Linked DNA regions of Homo sapiens: region 1 is linked to region 2. A link is a loop called in an ENCODE intact Hi-C map of the cell type or tissue named here. Cell type or tissue: heart left ventricle. All regions are shown on one strand. Region 1 overlaps SRCIN1 (SRC kinase signaling inhibitor 1). Region 2 has its middle 4.6 kb from the start of ARHGAP23.

The links. Peaks named below come from ENCODE experiments on the same cell type or tissue, not always from the same donor. Only the 100,000 strongest peaks of a DNase experiment are listed, where the experiment ranks them.
Region 1: it touches region 2 in a loop (4-fold over the local background); 14 of 110 quality-filtered maps call a loop at or near these places.

Annotation. Positions count from the first base shown.
Region 1 is chr17:38,583,188-38,585,687 of GRCh38, forward strand. All of the region lies in intron 1 of SRCIN1 (SRC kinase signaling inhibitor 1), which reads right to left. Among named protein-coding and RNA genes, the nearest start is that of SRCIN1, 22 kb to the right of the region's middle. In heart left ventricle, a CTCF peak has its summit at 1,350 (motif pointing left); a DNase peak (open chromatin) is centred at 1,314; H3K27me3 peaks cover 371 bases.
Region 2 is chr17:38,422,577-38,425,076 of GRCh38, forward strand. It overlaps a transcript of ARHGAP23 not described here. Among named protein-coding and RNA genes, the nearest start is that of ARHGAP23, 4.6 kb to the right of the region's middle. RefSeq lists an enhancer at 1,326-1,971. In heart left ventricle, a CTCF peak has its summit at 1,266 (motif pointing right); no DNase peak of the experiment used is centred here; H3K27ac peaks cover 567 bases.

The DNA.
Region 1 (2,500 bases), 160 kb after region 2:
TCTTGAGTAGCTGGGACCACAGGCACGTGCCACCATGCCCAGCTTATTTTGGTGGTCTGTTTTGTTTTGTAGAGATGGGGTTTTGCCATGTGGCCCAGGCTGGTCTCCACCTCCTGAGCTCAAGCGATCCACCCACCTCAGCCTCCCAAAGTGCTAGGATTACAGGCATGAGCCACCACACACACCCAGCCTCATTAATTTACTTACTCATTCAGTCAACAAATATCTTCCCTCTCTGAGCCTAAGAACCTAATTTGTAAAATGGGGATGTTAACGTCTAAACTCTGCCTTTGGGCACTAAGTGAGAGGCTGGCAAGACAATGGTAGAGAAAGTAGGTTGTTTTCTTTTTTTCATTTTCTGTTTTTTTTTTTTTTTTTTTTTTGAGACAGAGTTTCACTCTATGGCCCAGGCTGGAGTGCAATGGTGCGATCTCGGCTCACTGCAACCTCTGCCACCCGGGCTCAAGCAATTCTCCTGCTTCAGCCTTCTGAGTAGCTGGGATTACAGGAGCCCACAACCATGCCCAGCTAATTTTTGTATTTTTAGTAGAGACGGAGTTTCACCATGTTGGCCAGGCTGGTCTCCAACGCCTGACCTCAGGTGATCCGCCCGCCTCGGCCTCCCAAAGTGCTGGGATTACAGGCGTGAGCCACCGCGCCAGGCCAAAGTAGGTTGCTTTCAATGAAAGACATTCCTGAGCAGCGATGGGCTTGTAGCAGCCTGACCTCCCTGTTACCCCTACGCCTGTTCCAGCCATCAGCAAGTCCTCGGAGTGGCCCTGACCCCCCTCGGACCTGAGCAGCCCAGGGAAAAGACACAGGGATCGATTCCAATCTAGCAAGCGGATCCAGGCACCTGCCAGCCCTGCACAGATCAATGCGTCCTGTTCCAGGCAGGGAGGGCATGAGAGACCCGGGCTGGGGTCTTAAGCATGGCTGGGTTCTGCTGGGAGAGGGATAGGGGCATTGCGATAGAGAGAGACGGAGGCAGGGAACTCTGGGGGAAGGGAAGCAAAGCTAGGATACCCTGGTGGAGGGGCGTTGGGCCTGAAGGTTCCCCCCAACCCAGGGATGGGGTTGGGGAAACCAGAGACATAAGGGAGGGGGCTCAGGGCTTCTCTTTTCTCCAAGGAACCTCAGTGTGCAAGGCTGACTATATTTTTTGAGTCCGAGATTCAAGCCACAGGGAAGATGCCAAGAACTGGCGAAATCCAGAATCCGAATGAGGGGAAGGGCAGGGTGAGGAAGGCGGGTTCTGCCACCCTCAGCTCAGCCTGCCCCGCCTGGGAAACGCGGAAGGTGAAAGTGGCCTGAGGCTGGGGTGGCCGGGAAGTGGCGGGCGCCCCCCAGTGGCCGGCTAGGAGGACGGCACAGGTGCTTGGGAAGAGTGACGTTGTCATTTGTCCGAACAATTCCAAATTCTACGTTTATTTATCAGCCTCATTTATTTTTATCCTCCACCACATTCTTTTACATGAGATCACTGTAACTGATTATGAGAATTAAGATCCCAACATCTTAGTGACACCATCTCATAAGCCACCAAGCCGGTCCCCAACTGGCATCTTTACCCCGGATGTAACCCTCTACTCTGTCCTCTGGCTGCCCCTGGGCAACATTCACACATGATGTCATCTGCAAAGGAGGAGAACGGGGAGAGGAGAGGAGAGGGAGGGAGAAGGAAGGAGAGAGGCAAATGGACAAAGTAGAGGAAGAACGAAGCCACCAGCTCAGGAAAGGGAGAAGAGAACTCTCTGGGGCCCCTGATGTGAGTCCTCCCCAGCCCCAAACTCAAGATCTGGAAATCAGGTCCCTGTAACCCTCTCTGTGGAGATAAGGAGGCTGGACAAAACCCCTCCCTTGGGGACCTGAGAGGCTGTCACATGTGTGCCCCGACCCACTGCCTGGGCAGGGGTAGGAGCTGGGTTATAGCCCTGGCAGGAAGCGAGGGCAGGAGGCACTCAGGGTGAAGACACCAACTCACAAGCCCACAGGACATGGGGCTAGGCAGGGCAGCAGGAGAGGAGCATGGAGACAGCTGGAAGGGTGGAGGACCTGCCTGCCTTAGGCCACACCCACACACACACACAAACACACAGCATGAGGCTCCCCCAGTCCCTCCTCTGCAGCCAATGCTACAGGAGCCCAAGTCAGCCAGGAGGAGCCCCGAGGCACTGCCACCTTCGATTGTGCATGATGACTCCATCCTGCTGGGTGCCTGCTGCAGTCGGGAAGCACACGGTGTGCTTGGAGGTTGGAGGCCAGAGGACAAAGGTCAACCGGGACCAGATATGTATCAAACTAGGCAGAGGCTCTGGGAACCCGAATTAGGAGAGGGGATCCTTTGCTTCCCCTGCTAGTGAAGGAATCGGCCTCCCTGTCCCTGGGTGCCCCTGGCTCTGCCTTCCTTGTGTGCCCATACTCCTCAGTTTCTGCTGGCTGGCTGTGGGTCCTTGGATCAGAAGCCCATCTGTGTCTGTTTTCTAAAACCATCTTTTCC
Region 2 (2,500 bases):
GGCCTCGCTGGGTGTGGCTTGCTTACCCTGCTGCCAGCTTACCCTGCTGCCAGCTCAGACAAGATGCAGCCTCTCGCTCCCGCCGTAGCCAGCTGTCCAGAGGTTTTCTGCGTAGGCCCCAGCTGCTTGGCAGATTACCAGAGCTCTTTGGCCCCAGCCTGGCCATGGGTCTTCAGCCTCCCTCCCCAAGGGGTGTTCAGGTGGGATTCTTCTCACAGGATTCCTGGGAGACCTGACACCAGGGATGAGTGGGAACTGGCATCATCTTGAGTGGACCATTGCCCCACCCTCCATCATTAAATATGGTCAGTGAGGTTCACTCTATGGGATGTCTGGGGCTGTGGCCAGCGCCTGTGCCCCACCCTCTCCCTCCTTTCTCTGACGTTTGCTAGTAGAGGGCTTTGAGGTCTAGGACAAACCCTGCCTGCCTCCCAAGACCCCTTCTTCCTCCCCTAGTCACTGGAGGCTCCTTCTTGTTTTGCTCAACACTGTGCTTGCACCACAATCTCAGCACCATCCCAGGCACCCTTTGCTGTGTTTGTTGCCCTCCGTGGAATATGGGGACGGTTCCCTCCCTACCACCCAACACAGCAGTTTGCATGTACTAGGTGCTCAATAATTTTTTTTTTTTTTTGAGACGATGTTCTGCTCTGTCACCCAGGCTGGAGTGCCGCGGCATGATCTCGACTCACTGCAGCCTCTGACTCCTGGGTTCAAGCGATTCTCCTGCTTCAGCCTCCCAAGTAGCTGAGACTACAGGCACGTGCCACCATGCCTGGCTAATTTTTTGTTTTGCTTTTTGTTTTTTTTTTTGAAACAGAGTCTCATTCTATCGCCCAGGCAAGAGTGCAGTGGCATGATCGCAGCTCAGTGTAACCTCCATCTCCCCAGTTCAAGCAATTCTCCTGCCTCAGCCTCCTGAGTAGCTGGGATTACAGGCGCACACCACCACGCCTGGCTAAGTTTTTGTATTTTTAGTAGAGATGGGATTTCACCATGTTGGCCAGGCTGGTCTCGAACTCCTGACCTCAAGTGATCTGCCCTCCTCAGCCTCCCAGAGTGCTGGGATTACAGATGTGAGCCACCGCGCCTGGCCAATAAATGTCTTTTGACTTGATTAAATGGGGCCCCTCTCGCTTTGGAGATACAAACTGTGGTGGGGGTGTTGCCTGTGGGGGACAAGTAGAGGACCTGGGGGCTGAAGCCATAAAAGTGCAAGAACCGCTGTCCCCTTTAGTCCTGCCCTGCCATCCTTCTCCACCAGGGGATGCTCTTTCTCCTTTGGTGGAAGGGCCTGAGCTGGGGCCAGGTGTAGGTGCCCGTGCCCCATAACCCACCTTTCATACATTATGGTTTTTCCTTTTCAGCTCACAGAGTTTTTCAGATTCTTTGTCAAATGTGAGCCTCAAATCAGAGGCAGGCCGAGAAGGCCTTATCGTTTTCATCTTACAGAGGGTGAAACTGAGGTTCTGAGAATATACTTGTTCTCAAAAGTCATACAGCTACTGGGGGCTGGGGCGCAGGGAGGGTGCAGCACGAATTTGAACCCAGGTCTTCAGATTCTTGATTCAGGGCTCCTTTGAGGACATCATAAACCTGGGTTCCTCCTCTGGAGCCCCACCCTCCAGATACTTTTCCTCCAGTCCGCTCATCACGCCCTCCTTGCGTCCCCTCCGGCTGTCTCTCCTTGGCACCTGCTCCTCAACCCAACAGCCTGCTGAAGTCTTCCCCACCCAAACAGACACCTGCCTTGTCCACACCCACCTGTGCTGCCTGCCTGTCGCCTGTCCCTTCCTGTTAATGCTCAGTGGGCAGATTCGACTCCCTCCTCCCTGGGGCCCCTCCTCCCTGCACAGTCTGACCCCCACACCCACTGGCCCCCGAGGCTGTTGTCTCTGCCCCACACAGTGCCACCTTCTCTGGCTGCCTGCTTCCTCCCAGTCCTTGTTGCCTCCTCCTTCTCTGCCTACCCCCAAGCCAGGGTTCCTCTCACTCTTCACTCTCCCTGGAGAATCTGAACCACACCCCTGGTCTCAGGGACTACCAGAGTCTCTAGCTCAAGCCTCTCTTTCAGAAGATGGACCCACGGTTTAAGCAGCCTGTCACCATTCCACCAGCCTCACAGCCTGCGGGTTAAGTGTATAGACCCTGGAGCCCAAATGCCTGGGTTCAAATCCTGTGTGGCCTTGGGTAAGATACTTGAGTTCTCTGGGCCTCATTTTCCTTATCCATAGAATGAGGATTGAGATCTATTTCACAGGCCTTTGTGAGGCTTAACTGGGATCTCACATACAAAGGACTTCGTGCCTGGCTTGTCCCCTCTCTCTGTGAACACCCTAGACAACCTGATATTCCAGGCCTTGGCCTTGCCCTGCACTCTTCCATTTCCTTCCTCCTGCTCACCAAATCCCAGAGCCTCTGTTGTTTGTTGCCCCTGCCCCTTGCTTTGGTACCTTTCTCCTAGAATCACTTTGCTTGCCGCCCTCCATTCCTGTTCCCG